Regions from separate parts of the Homo sapiens genome. Here region 2 is linked to region 1. Evidence: read pairs that join two places in POLR2A ChIA-PET (ENCODE). Cell type or tissue: endothelial cell of umbilical vein. All regions are shown on one strand.

The links. ChIA-PET counts read pairs that join two places held together with the same protein. Peaks named below come from ENCODE experiments on the same cell type or tissue, not always from the same donor. Only the 100,000 strongest peaks of a DNase experiment are listed, where the experiment ranks them.
Region 2: POLR2A ChIA-PET joins it to region 1 with 7 read pairs; 2 of 35 experiments call an interaction of 5 or more read pairs at or near these places.

Annotation. Positions count from the first base shown.
Region 1 is chr4:132,094,580-132,102,579 of GRCh38, reverse strand. No RefSeq gene overlaps it. Among named protein-coding and RNA genes, the nearest start is that of SNHG27, 330 kb to the right of the region's middle. In endothelial cell of umbilical vein, no CTCF peak of the experiment used is centred here; no DNase peak of the experiment used is centred here.
Region 2 is chr4:132,176,954-132,184,953 of GRCh38, reverse strand. No RefSeq gene overlaps it. Among named protein-coding and RNA genes, the nearest start is that of LINC01256, 410 kb to the left of the region's middle. In endothelial cell of umbilical vein, no CTCF peak of the experiment used is centred here; a DNase peak (open chromatin) is centred at 4,843; H3K27ac peaks cover 1,392 bases.

The DNA of each region.
Region 1 (8,000 bases):
AGTGGAGTGTTTAGCTCATTTACATTCAAGGTCAATATTGACGTGTGGATTTGACCCTGTCATCATATTGCTAGCTAGTTATTTTGCAGACTTCATTGTATAGTTGTTTTGTAGTGTCAGTAGGCTATGTATGTAAGTGTGTTTTTGTGGTGGCAGGTATTGGTCTTTCATTTCCATGTTTAGCACTCCCTTAAGGATGTCTTATAAGCAAGGTCTTGTGATAACAAATTCCCTTTGCATTTTTGCATCTGTTTATCCAAAAAGTGTTTATTTCTCTGTTTATAAAGTTTGGTTTGGCTGGATATGAAATTCTTAGTTGGAATTCATTTTTTAAGATTGCTGAATATAGGCCCTAAATCTTTTCTGGCTTATAAGGTTTCTGCTGAGAGGTTCACTGTTAGTTTAATAGAGTTCCCCTTGCATATGACTTGCCCTAGCTCCCTTTAAGACTTTTTTTCTTTTCATACTGACATTGGAGAATCTGATGACCATGTATCTTGGGGATGGTCATCTTGAATAGTATCTTGCAGGGATTCTCTGAATTTCCTGAGTTTGCATGTCAACCTTTCTGGCAAAGTTGGGAAAATTTTTATGGACAGTGTTCTCAAATATGTTTTCTAAGTTGTTTGCTCACTTTCCATTTCTTTCAGGAATGCCAGTGAATCACAGGTTTGGTCTCTTCAAACAATGCCAATTCTTAGTGATTTTGCTCATTTTTTGAAATTTTTTTAAAATTTTTGTCATCATTTTGTTTCCTTCGATTGGGCTTCAAGTTTCTCCTGTATTTCATTGAGGTTCCTTGCCATCCAGTTTCTAAGTTCTGTGTCTGTCATTTCAGCTATTTCAGTCAGTTAGGAAGCATTCCTGGGGAGTTAGTGTAGTCACTTGGAGTTAAGAATGTAGTCATCTGGCTTTTAGAGTTGTCAGAATTCTTACATTGACTCTTTCTCATCTGTGTGAATTGATGTTTCTTTAATCTTTGGAGTTGTTGTCTTTTGAATAGGGCTTTTTGCTTTTATATTTTGTGATGCCCTTGAGGGTTTGACTGTGGCATAAGTTGGGTTTAGTCAATTGACTTTATTTCTAAATGCTTCCAGGGGACCAAGGCTCATCTCAACACTCCTGAACTGTGTGCTCTTTCTCTGGTGTGCTGGGATTAGGCCCATGGCTTTCTTCTCTGGCCTCTTGAGGTCAAATACCTGCTGTACTTGGGGAGCTGAGGTGTTACCAATCTGCTGGCAATAACACTCCCATGGAGGCTGCCAGCAAAATGTTCAGGTGGGGGCCCTGGGGGATGCTGGGGGAGGGATGTGGGTGTGTGTATGTGGCAGGGTAGTAGACGGGGGAGGCTCTGATTGGGTGTGTACTGGCAGGAGTCTGTCTGCAAAAGTGCTCTGATGGGAAGGTGGGAACTGCTGGTGAAAGATCTATGAGTGTGGCCAACGGTAATCATTCTGTAAGGCAGCTGAAGCTGTGTTGCAAGTGGGTGTGACCAGTTAGGGACCCACAGACAGGGGTGCATTCAGATTACACGGGCTCTGTCCCACTAGCAAGGCAGCCCTACTCTGCCCAGGTGCAGCAGCTAACAAAGGCTAAACTACCGAAAATAAACAAAACAAGGCTTGGGGGATGGTCACTCATGGCTGTGGTCCACTGCAGCCACTTCCATACCAAACCCTGTGGACTCTGTACAGACTGGAGTTCTAGCTCTGCCAACTCTCCAAGCAGTTCTTCCTGCTAACTAAAATGTCCGTAGGGGTCATGGGGTCTCCCACAGCCCAGATCGTGGAGGTCCTCGGTGAGGGTAGACCACTCCAGGCCTATTTCTCTCACCCTTTTCATAGGAGCCACTTAAATCCAGGAACACATTCTGATCCTCAGCAATCCCATGCAAGGTGTCCAGACTGTTTCCCTTTCAGTCCTGTGGCCTGCGACCTACATCTATCGACTCTCAATGCCTTCTTTCAGAAAATCTGGGTAGTCTGCTGCTCTACTTGATGGTCTGGTCTTTCTTAATGGGAAAAGTTCCTCCTGGCTGCATCTAGTTGGCCATCTTGGCTCTTTCAAAGGCATTTTTTATCTTTTAAATAGTTGTTAAAATTAAGTTTAAAAAATCTACTTAGCCCTCTATATGATTTCAATAACAAGCTTTATTTGTAAAGCATACAAAAAGCTTTATATTATAAATGGTAAAATATGTTATTTGCACATTTTAGTTCTGCATGATTTATGAAACATGACAATATTTTAAGCCAGAAAATATTAAACCATAATTTTTTTTTCTGCCTTCAAATTTTTTAATGTGTAACATGCAGTTTAATGATGAAAGACTATTAGAAGAAATACTAATAGAAGTCAGCTACATGTTTTAATTTTAAAACACTATAAACAAAGGCTGTAGCTGGCCGAGTGCGGTGGCTCACTCCTGCAATCCCAGCACTTTGGGAGGCCGAGGCGGGTGGATCACGAGTTCAGGAGATCGAGACCATCCTGGCTAACACAGTGAAATCCCGTCTCTACTAAAAATACAAATAATTAGCCGGGCTTGGTGGCATGCACCTGTAGTCCCAGATTCTTGGGAGGCTGAGGCAGGAGGATCGCTTGAACCCAGAAGGCAGAGGTTGCAGTGAGCCGAGATCATGCCACTGCACTCCAGCTTAGGTGACATAGTGAGACTCTGTCTCAAAAAAAAAAAAAAAAAAGCTGTAGCTGTTTAATACATGCATTTAGAAGTGTCTCACAATAAGCATTGGGCAGTGTGAGCTACATGTAACACCAATTGTTTTAAAAATCATATTATTAACTAGTAATGATCAACTAGAGATATCATAGTAAAAATATCCCAATCATAACTAAAAATTACCATGTAATTTGTTAGGGCTACATGAAAACACATAAAAAATTTGCTGAAGGATCAAGAAACCCCAAATAGATTTAGATATGTTTAGTGGTCATCAATGCAAAAACACTAATTCTCACCATATTAATATAGAAATGAAAATCATTTAAAACATAAATTAAAATAATTTTGTATGGACTATCACAATCTGTTTTTAAAAGTTTATCTGGAAGAGAAATTATGCAAGTACAATTAAAGAAATTTGAAAAAAATTACCTCTGTGCTGATCCTATCAAATGCTAAATTATATTATAAACATATACATTCATGTCCAATTACAGATTATAATGAAACATTACAAAATACACGTTAAGTTATATATTGCATATTAAATCAATGGGAATGGAGACACTATTCAATAAACAATATTAGCATATTTGGATAATATTTTGGCAAAGACGGAAACCAATATTCATACTTCACACTGTATACAATATCATTTCCAGACTGGTTTAAGAAATAGTTGTCTTGAACTATTATAAAACTATTATAAAACAATATAGAAAATACATACTATAATATTTTGTGAAAATTTTTTCTATGTACAAAATTTCTTAGATTATGTAAAGTAAAAAAGAAAAGCATCTGTATGGAACAAATGTGTTTGTAATAAAGGTAAGAGACAAATGGCAGATTTGGACAAAATATATATATATATACACACATATATGTGTATATATATATATGTGTGTGTATATATACATATATATATATGTATATATACACACACACCCATGAATACAAATGACATAATGAGACATAGTTTTATATAAATCAGAAGACAAAAATTACTTTATACCATTAAAGTGAGCAGTGAATACGGTGTTTTTATACACAGGGGATAGAAATGTAAGTTGGCCATACATTTTTGGAAGGCATATTTGCAATTATAACAACATTTTCAAATTGTGTACCCCTGCAATTCTACTGCTAGTAATCAATCCATCAATCCTACAGAAATAATTTCTCACATACACAAAGTTAGGTGGATGAGGATACTTTCTATATTATTTATCATAATAGGGAAAATGTAAAACCTAAATACTCATGAATGAGATAAATATTAATAAATGATGTATCAATATTGTAGCATTCCTGCCACAGCATTCCCCCAAATAATGTAATATCAAAAACAGACTATTCTTACCATGACATTCTCTCAAATCAAATCAATTGAAAAATTAAAACACTGATCTGAAATGATTTTCATGATTTTTTTTTTTTTATCAGGAAGGGATTATCAAAGTATTTATCATTTGGTCCTGTGGATGTAAAAAAAAAAAAAGAAAAAGAAAAAAAAACAACACTATAATATAATTGTGTGTGAGGACCTACAAAGGACATGGATCAGTTATTAGTAGTGGATATGTCCAGGGAGGGGAGGCAGTTTTGTGATACATAAGTTATAGTTTCAAATTTTATTTTTATTACCCTGTATGCCTCTATTCTTAAAGAAATATTAAAATAAATTGACATCTTTAAAATATAAAATAATGATCAATGCTCAAGTACGTATTAATTAGTTTTGTGTACATAATTAAGCTACCAGATTGCCAAACCCTAAAAATCTAGAAAGTAGTAAAATTGTTGGATCATGTTTTTATTTTCATTCTAGTTTAATGTGTTTCTCTTTGCCTGGGAATCCTCCTATTGCTTTTATTATCTGGCTTGAGGTGGATGTTAGCTGATGGAGTTGGGAGATTTGTGCCCTTACTTCTTTGCTTATACCATTGAACATGAGTGAATGTTTAATCTATTACTTGATTTTCTTTAAACGAGTGGTCTCTAATGTACTATAGTCTTTTTGTATCAGACAAAGCCTTTGAAACCCTTCTTAAAATAATAAATGTAAAAGAATAAATTTAAGTATATAAGATTCATGAAGACCAGTAATATTAAAATACAATTATTGAAATATTGAACAAGTTTTCACATAGTAATAGTTTTACATTTTTATATTTATTTATTAAAGTATTAAAATGTTACATAATGAGTTCTAGATGTCATAATTTTACGGTTCTGATAAATATAAACAATGTGTTGAGACTTTCCAATAATTATAATGTGAACTAAAAATATATCTTATTTCTATTGTTAACAAAGGCAGAGATGCAGTTAAAGTTACCATGACTTATTGCCACAGAAGGTAGCCTCTAAAATGTACCTCTGAGCCATGATTTCATCTCCTGTTATTCACATCTTTGTATAATGCCCCTTGAGTGAGAGTTGAATTGAGTAACTTGCTTCTAACAAATAGAGTACCACCAATGTGCTGAAATATCTTTTCTTTGATAGGTTATAAAAAGGCTGTAGCTTCTGTCTTAGTTTCTCTCTCACTGTTTTGACATGTTCTCTTGCTCTCTTTTGGATTATTTCCTCTGGGAAAAGCCAGATGCCTTGTCAAGAAGCAGCACTGGGCAGATACTCAAGTCATGATCTTGGAAGTAGACTTTCTGAGGCTTGCTATAGACAAGTGGATGAGTTTGGAAGGAGATACTCCTGGCATTAAGCCTTGACATAATTCAAGTCCTGGCTCAGACCTGCATCTAAAACACTCAGCTGAGATGCCTAGCCTAGATTCATGACTAAAAGACACCAAAGATAATAAATGTTTATTGTTTCAGATGCCAAATTATAGCATAATTGCTATGCAAAAATAGCTAGCTAATTCAAATGTGTATACTCTAGTTAAAATAAATAATAAATTTCCATTGGAGATGATAACAATAAAGATGTACTCCAGTTTCAAAGACCTCTGACTTAGAACTCTAAATTAAGAATTTCAGTTTTAGGCCTACTTGTTTGGAATAAAATAATTTCACCCATTTAAACTAAAGAGAGAACAAAGTACACATTACACTCATCTTTAAATACTTTAAATTCTGGAAAATAAAGTAAGCAATTTATGCAATGGAAGAAGGTAGCATTGATAGGCTTAAAATTGCAACCTATTTTGTCATTTTCTTAGCAAGGTGAAATTTTAACAGGACTTATCTTAGTGGAGAACATTGCCTCTTAATGTTGCAAATTCTGCTATGTAATTTGGTTACGAACAATGGGAAGAAATTTTCAGGAGCTGCACACATATGCATATGTTAAGTGATATTATTAAATTACATGAGTTTATTTAAAGTCGTGGATGCTATACTTTGATTACTGAAATAACAGACAGTTATCAGGTTAAAGATACAACTCAGGCAAAGGATCAAGGAAGTGTATTTGTCAGAATAAAATATAAATGAAAAGTTTTTAATGTTTTTAAAAAATAGATTTTATTGTATGTATTTAAGGTATATAACATAATGGTCTAAGATACGTGTATATTGCATAGAGTAAAATGGTTACCACAGTGGAGCAGAGTAACGTACACATCATCTCACATAATTACCTATTATTGCCCCTGTGGGAGGAGAAGCCTTAATCTATTCATTTTGCAAAAATTCTGAATGTAATACACCATTATTAACTATAGTCCTCATGTTGTAAAAACTTAGTTTCTAAAACATTTTAGTAAAGCCCATATTTGGTAGCTTCCTAAGGAAGTGAGAAAAGGCCGTGACATTAAAAATCTGTTGCTCTCATTGTAATAATAAAACCAGAAAATTTTTTATAAGAAAATCAGTGCTGAAAATATTCAAACCAATTTTAAAAGTTTAAAGTATGTGGATTAATAGAGAACAAATTTTGAAGATTGCTTCATAGGAAGTTAAACATCAATTTTGAAATTACTGAAAAGAAATCAAATAGCCTGGCAGCTCATAATCAGAACAACTCAGCTTCTTATTTTCAAGGACTAGCTGATAGCTACAAAGAAAAAAAAAAACATGTAAATTACACACAATTTATGTGAACAACAATGATAATAAACTTCACATCTTCATTTATACCTACCAAGTGGTATACCAGGCAAAACATAAAATTTTGTCCATTCATGAACTAAAGCCCAATCTAGTTTAGACACTTAGAATTATGTGAGAGAAGATTGTCTTTAAAGACAATATCTTACATTTGTATTTTTAATATTCTTCATTTAAGAAAATACTGGGCACTTTAGCAAACATTTCAAGGGCTGTGATAGAAATGACATACTGCAATTCACAAGAGAGACAAATTTAATATTTGTTTTTATTGACTTCTTGAATAACCACATGACCACAGAAGGAAAATGTTGTGTTTTCTGGTTTATTTGTTTTATTCTTTTAAAACACACCCTAGAAAATCATCCTTATGAGAAATCCTATTTTGTATGTGGAGTATAGCGTAATCCCTTGAAATCACTGTTTTTCTAAGATTGAGTGGTACAATTTGTTAGCCACAGAGGTTAAATATGTGTAAGAGACAGTTCATCGTTATTCTCAAAGTAAATGTGATATACATAACATAATAGTAAACCAAAGGGCCATAAAAAATAAGGATTTTTAGATACAGATTTTTTACAAAATATTCCCATTTTACATCCAAAATTTGATAATTTTAAGTGATTTTATTAAGTGAATAGAACTGTTCTGATGAAAGACTGATTAGAAGTAAACCTCATGGATGCTTTTAGAAAGCAAATAAATGAACAATATACCATTATTCATGAGTTCTAAAATATTTATGATCAGATATTGCCTCAATTGTAGAAGGTCATTTTAAAACACCATTTGTGTTGTTGTTAATGAAAGGCAAGAGCATGCCTTAGTAGGTCTGTTAATAATGATATTTTTTTCTAGTAAAATTGCTGAATTTAAAATGGCATTATTATAACATATATAAAGTCTTAACTGTCTTTAAATTAAGTATATAAACTAACAGAGTGATAATAGAATTTCTAAATTTCATAACTGAAAGAAACTTAAATTTCCTCTACAGGCTAATGTGCAATCTGTCAACCTGGTAGCGATTATGATTTTGCTTACCTTGACAATAGAAGCAAAATATTCAGAGTTATAATGGAAAAATAACAATGTAATATTGCAGTATTTTAAGATAAGTAACACATGACAATTTCAACTAATTTAAGTACTACATATACTAAAAATATCTGTTCACCCTTATGTTATCTATTTTTTTTTTATTTCAATGCTACTTACACTTACTTTAAATAGGCACATGACCA
Region 2 (8,000 bases), 82 kb before region 1:
ATATGTAGGTTATGGATGAGTTATGAAACACTATATATATCAAGAATGAAATAAATCTCTACTAATAGTCATTAAAGCCTGTGAGTGCATAACAGATTATAATCCAACATGCACAATTGATAAATTGATTTTGTTTTTCATCTAATCATAGCTACACACAAATACATGTGTACACACACACACATTAAATAAAAGTTAAAATTATGCACATCAACACAAAATAGTATGATTTTATTATGTTTCTGTGTTAGTATTGAGTGATCTTGATATTTTTATACATTTTATAATTGAACAAAATTCTTTTATACAATAACCACATATTCATAATTTTTAATTACAATTAAAGAAGCAAATATATTTTAATTTAGGAAAAAAGATAAGAGTTCATATCTAAGAAATGCCTACGTTTATTAAATTTCCCTGCTTTAGAATTCCACAGAAGATTAATGATATAAAAATTTTGCGATGATTGGTAAGACTAGGACAAATTCATACATACTTATATTTTAATAGATTTTAAGCCTGATTTAATGAAGTTTTAATGTTATACTTCATAACACACCAGTATATCCTCTATAGTATGAAAGATAGTAATTGGAATATATGGTCCAATTCACTTTCAATTAGTGATATACTATTTCATACTAAAACTAGTTCTGCTGCTAAATCATTTCATTTGCAGAATTCTAATTGGATTTTATAATGACAATTCAGAGAAATTATCTGGTAGAATTTCATAGTTATTTCTATTTCTCTTTATAATAATGTTATTAATTATTGAATCTATCAACTCCAAATTGTACACAAAGATTAGTTGTTTAATTGCTTAATTATAAGAAATAAGCTAAAAGCAACTGTTAGTGTAATTTCATAAATGAAACATATATTTGATGACCAAATACAACATAATATGATTGACAGCAATGTTAAAAAGTGCTTGTTTTTCAAACATCAACTTTTTCTTTTTTTTTTTTTTCCAACAAAGAATCTGATTTATTTTTAAAGTGGCCAAAGTATAGGAACATTATTTAATTTTTAGAAATCTTGATTGTAAAAAAATTTTTAAAAATGTGATTTGATAGCTTATTTAATTTTTGTGAGTATTTTTTTTATTATACTTTAAGTTTTAGGGTACATGTGCACATTGTGCAGGTTAGTTACATATGTATACATGTGCCATGCTGGTGCACTGCACCCACTAACTCGTCATCTAGCATTAGGTATATCTCCTAATGCTATCCCTCCCCCCTCCCCCCACCCCACAACAGTCCCCAATGTGATATTGCCCTTCCTGTGTCCATGTGTTCTCATTGTTCAATTCCCACCTATGAGTGAGAATATGCGGTGTTTGGTTTTTTGTTCTTGCGATAGTTTACTGAGAATGATGTTTTCCAATTTCATCCATGTCCCTACAAAGGACATGAACTCATCATTTTTTATGGCTGCATAGTATTCCATGGTGTATATGTGCCACATTTTCTTAATCCAGTCTATCATTGTTGGACATTTGGGTTGGTTCCAAGTCTTTGCTATTGTGAATAATGCCGCAATAAACATACGTGTGCATGCAAACATCAACTTTTTCTTACAGACATCAATAATATTGGTAGTTTCAAAAGAGGAATCAAACTTTTCAAATAAAAATTGCCTAAAATCTGAAATTAAAAATATGGTTTACAGATAATTGTAAACAAATTGTTCTAAAAACATTTTTAAACATATAGTAATTTTTTTAAATGTCTTATTTTCAAATAAATAAAATAACTTAGAAGAAATTATTCAAATATTCTTATATTAAACACATGTAATATCAAAAATTTCTGTATCAGGCTAAATGTGAAAAAAATAAATCCAGAAACAATTATAGGAGATTATCTGTATTTGAATAGCAGAATCATATAGAATAGGAGTTTAGTGAATTAATTAGTAAATGTTTGAACTATATGGAAATTCTTATATTAATATAAGATGATGTGCCATTTTTATTGTTTACCTTTTGTTACAATTAAAATAGGTATTGAATAGAATAGACATCTATAATCTTTGAAAATAGATGACATAATTTCAAGATGATATAATTTTTAAACTATAATAATAATGACTTCTAGGATAGTGAAAAAATTTATTAATGTGATTATTAAAAAATAAATAAAAATTACATTGTTTTAAGTAAAAGATAATGATTTTGAAAATATGTCCAATGCCATTAGTAATATTAAAAGGATTACAATATATATCATAGTAATAAACTTACCAAGAAATGAAAAAGTCTCACATAAAGAATAATAGAAAACTATAATATATTCAAAATATATATAATATAATCATAATATAATATATTCAAAATGAAGCTTAGAGAAATATACAATATCTCTCAATGGAAAAATCATGTAAATAATTCCAATTAAAGGTACACCTCAATTTATTGTGCTTTGTAGAGATTGCATTTTTTTGCAAATTGAAGGTTTGTGGCAGCCCTGCCTTCAGCAAATCTATTGGCACCATTTTTCCTACATCATGTGTTCACTTCATGCTTTTTGTGACACTTGAGTAAGTCTTGCAATATTATAAGCTTTTTTGTTGTTATATTTGTTATGGTGAGCAGTGATTAGAGATCATGATGTTACTATTGTAATTATTTTGGTACACCTCAAACCATGCCAGAAAGACGGCAAAGTTAATCAATATATGTTGTGTGTGTTCTGACTGCTCCACCTGCCAGCCATTTCCCCATTTCTCTCCTTCCTCAGGCTTCCTTATTCCCTGGAGCATAACAATATTAAAATTAGGCCAATTAATAATCCTACAACAGCCTCTAAGTGTTCAGCTGAAAGGAAGAGTCCCATGTCTCTCACTTTAAATGAAAAGCTAGAAATGATTAAGTTTAATGAGGAAGCCATGTGGAAAGCTAAGATAAGCTAAATGCTAGGCCTCTTGTGCCAAACAGTTAGCTAAGTTGTGAAAGCAAAGAAAAGTTCTTGAAAGAAATTTAAAAAGCTACTCCAGTGAACACACAGATGATAAGGAAGCAAACCAGCCTTATTGCTGATATGGAGAAGGTTTTAGCAGTTTGGATGGAAGGTTAAATCAGTCACAACATTCTCTTAAACCGAAACCAAATCCAAAGCAAGACCCCTATTCTCTTCAAGTCTATGAAGGCGGAGAGAGGTGAGGAAGCTGCAGAAGAAAAGTTTGAAGCTAGCAGATACTGATTCATGAGGTTTAAGAAAAGAAGTCATTTTTGGGACTTGAGTGCAAGGTAAAGCAGCAAGTGCTAATGTAGAAACCACAGCTAGTTATCCAGAAAAATCTAGCTAAGATCGTTGATGAAGGTGGATATGCTAAACAGCAGGTTTTCAATTTAACTGAAGACAAATAGGAACAAAACAGACTTATATAAGAAGATGTCATCTAGGACTTTCATAGCTGAAGAGGAGAAGTCAATGCCTGGATTCAAAGCTTCAAATGACAAGCTGACCCTCTTTTAAAGGTTAATGCATCTGTTGACTTTAAGTTGAAGCCAATGCTTACTTACTATTTAAACATTTTAGGGCCCTTAAGAAGTATGCTAAATTTACTCTGCTTGTACTCTATAAATGTAATTATAAAGCCGGGATGACAGCACATCTGTTTATAGTATGGTTAACTGAATATTTTAAGCCCACTGTTGAGAACTAATGCTCAGAAAAAAAAAACATATTTATTTCAAAATGTAATGCTCATTAACAATGAACCTAGTCACCCAAGAGTTCTAATGGAGATGTATCAGAAGATTCATGTTGTTTTTATGCATAACATCACATCCGTTCTTCAGCCCATGGATCACAGAGTGATGTCAACTTTCAAGTCTCATTATTTAAGAAATAGATTTTTAAGAGCTACAACTGCCATTGAGATTGATTCATCTGGTGGACCCAAACAAAGTCAATGAAAACCTTCTGGAAAAGATTCACTATTCTAGATCCCATTAAGAATATTTATAATTTATTGGAGGAGATAGAAATGTAATGCTTGATATGGTAGAAATAACAAGATAGCTAGAATTACAAGTAGGGCTTCAAGATGTGACTGAATTACTGAAATCTCATAATAATAAATGAAGAGTGGCTTCTTAAGGATGAGCACAGAAAGTGATTTCTTTCGATGAAATCAACTCCTGTTGAAAAAGCTATGAACATTGTTGAACTGACAATGAAGGATTTGAAATATTACACACACTTAGTTGATAAAGCAGCAGCAGAGTTTGAAGGAACTGACTCCAATTTTGAAAGATCTGTGTGTAAAATGCTATGAAACAGCTTTACATGCTACAGAAAAATATTTTGTGAAGGAAAGAATCAATTTATGTAGCAGACTTGTTTATTATTTTGCGAGGTTCCCACAGCCACCCTAACCTTCAGCAACCACTGTCCTGATAAATCAGCAGTCATCAACTAGAAAGCAAGACCCTCCACCATCAAAAAGACTACAATTTACCAAAGGCTGTGATGCTCATTACCATTGTTTAAAAATAAAATATTTTTAACTAAGATATGTACATTTTTTAGACATGATGCTATAGCACACCAAATAGACTACAAAATAGTTTTAATATGACTTAATATGACTCACTTTACTGTGATATTGGTCTTATTGTTTTGTTCTGAATGAAACCCACAGCATCTCTGAGGTATGCCTATTATTACAAATATTTCTCTCCATCCTATTACTCTTGTTTTCTTTTTTTTTTAAATCTTCCATTTAGGCATAGCATACTTTTAGATTAACTCTTGAACAAAGTGAAAGGTTAGAGTGTGTGTGTGCGTGTGTGTGTACTCATGGTTGCAATTTAAGACTATTCTGAGTAGAGAAGTCACTGATCTGGAAAGTGTAAGTGACTCAGATTGCTGCAGGGAGTCCTGTCTGCTGCCATTAACTCTTACCTCCATAACGAAAACCTATGAGTAAAGAAAGCTTCTCACAACAGGTTGTGACCACTATCTATGATAGTGCAAAGGATTATAACTAGAGTGATACAATAGAGAAAATGAGGCAGAAAATCTGGATCAGAAAGCCTGAAAACTAAATATCAAATACATGTGTTTATTTAAAAGGTAATTGAAATAAAGATTTAGCCTCACATTTTAGATTTTATTTATTACTGACTATGCAGAATAATTACCTACCTATACAATCTCTAATAAGGCTCCTCCAAACCAATTTTAAATATTGTGATAATACATATGTGATAGTAAATAGGATAGTTTAACTGGAAATAATATAATGTGAAACAGTATTATTAAGAAAATACTTGAGCACGGTCTATACAAATTTATATGCTAAAACATAGCACTACAGAATCTCTTGATACTTAACTGATACATAAAAGAGCTTCTATGACAATTATACTTTTTAATGTCAAGGTAGATTAAATTTCTTACTTATTCTCTGATTTTGTAAATGCTATTTATAAACTTTATATTTGTATGAATTTATTTGAAACCCTTCAATATATAGAATTTTCTTAGTATTTAATTCAATATTAAGAAATGAATATAAGTTGACTGTTCTTATAAAGAAGAAGAATACTTATTGCCATAATTATAGAAGTTTTTCTGAGTATCTGAGATTCTGAGAAAGGAAGTCAACCTTTTTGTGAAGGCCACTGAACCAATTTATAGCCAACCAGCCATCCAAAAATTCTGATAGTTCTGGTTCTATTTATGGGCTGAAAGAAGATAGAGCTTCCCTTATTATTATTATTATTTTTACATTCTTTTTTTTTTTTTTTTTTTTTTGAGACGGAGTCTCGCTCTGTCGCCCAGGCCGGACTGCGGACTGCAGTGGCGCAATCTCGGGTCACTGCAAGCTCCGCTTCCCGGGTTCACGCCATTCTCCCGCCTCAGCCTCCCCAGTAGCTGGGACTACAGGCGCCCGCCACCGCGCCCGGCTAATTTTTTGTATTTTTAGTAGAGACGGGGTTTCACCTTGTTAGCCAGGATGGTCTCGATCTCCTGACCTCATGATCCACCCGCCTCGGCCTCCCAAAGTGCTGGGATTACAGGCGTGAGCCACCGCGCCCGGCCCTATTTTTACATTCTTAAGACATGTCAAGAAATTTTGATTCACAATGTGACTAAAACTGTACATTTTGAGGATTATATATCACACATGCTAATTTTCCTGTGTTTTGCTTATGCAGTGGTTAAATATTTTTACTCAAATATTCTAATAAAGCATGAAACTGGCATTATTAAAACAATCATAAAAATGATTTCTGGTGTAACCATTTTTTTCTAGATAATAGTTCACATTTTAAATAACTTTTATATCAACTTGTCAAGATAAACATAATAATTCTATTCATATAATCATACTTGAGGTTATGGATCCCCAAAAAGATAAGCTTCTAAAAGATAAGCTTTTAGAAAGCTCTCATTTTACAGATATGAAAAAAAGAGGTTGCAAGCACTTTAATAACTTAAAGACGATCTCACAATTAATGCAAAGTCAAGACTACAAGCCAAAAATTGATTTTTAATTATTCAACTTTATCCACTATTATTTTTGCATCTACATTTGAAACAACAAAAATGGAATTTTAAAATTGGTTTAAAATGTAACACAAATACAGCAACTGTGAATATTCTGTCACATTTCCAGCATTAAACGATGTTTTTTAACCATTGTCTTCCCAAATGAAATTATTTAATTCATTACATATTAGGTTCAAATTGACTTCCTCCAGTTCCTGTAACGTGTAAGCATTTAGAATCAGTAAACACAAATCACCATTAATTGGCACATGTGTTTTGCATATAGATTTTTTATTGTGGCCATATATATGTGTGTACACACACACACATACTACTATATATATTGTGGATATATATATATAACTATTTCCAAATATTTCCAGAAACTAGGCACCTCTTAAACAATAACTTTCCGGTATCTTTCTTTTGACCCTAGAAATCTTTAATCTACTTTTTGTCTTTATGGATTTGCCTCTTCTAGATATTTTGTGCCCTATTTGTCCTTTTGGTGTGGCTGATTTTACTACAAATATTGTCTTAGAAGTCCATCTGTATTATACTGTGCATGAAAACTTTAACTTTTTTTGGCTAAATAATTGTCCAGTGTGTGTGAATACTACATTTTATTTAGTTATTAATCTGTTGATGGACGTGTGTGCTTTTTACCTTTTGTATATTTTGAATAATTTCACAATAAACATTTATGTATAAGAGTCTGCTTAAACCCCCATTTTTTTTAAATTTTAGGAGGTATATACCTAGAATTGAAATTTCTAGATCATATGGTAATTCCATGCTTAATTTTTTGAGTAATTTCCAAACTGTTTTCTATACTGGCTACACCATTTTACATTCCTACCAGCAATGAACAAGGGTTCTGGTCTCTTCAAATTTTTGCCAACAATTATTAATTTCCATTATTATTATTATTATCACCAACATCCTAGTACATGCGATGTAATATCTCATTGTGACTTTGGTTTGCATTACTCTGATGGCTAATTATGTTAAACATCTTTTTTATATGCAAATTACCTATTTTAATACAGTTTTGAAGAAATAATTCATTTGCCTTTTTTTTAAAATGGGTTATATTTTTGTTAAGTTGTAGAAGTTATAGATATTCTGAATATTAAAGCTTCATCAGATGTAAACTATGCAAATATTTTTCCAAATATTGGTTATGTTTCAAATATAGTTTTAATGTGTTTTAAATAAAGTAATTCATATAAAATTTTCTTTTTAAAAATAACATTGTAAAGAACTGCCAAAGTAACAGTAAAATTTATTAAATTTACAAGGTACTGTGAGTGTTAGAATTACTGATGAGGCTACAAGTTGTTTTTGATAATTGTTCCTCAGTTTCCTTTTGTTAGAAAAAGGAAGATTGGTATTCAACCATTCCAATAAATAGTATGAGTCATGATCATCATTTTAAATTCATGAAAACACTGCTTAAAGAAAGAGATGCTCAATAAGTACACA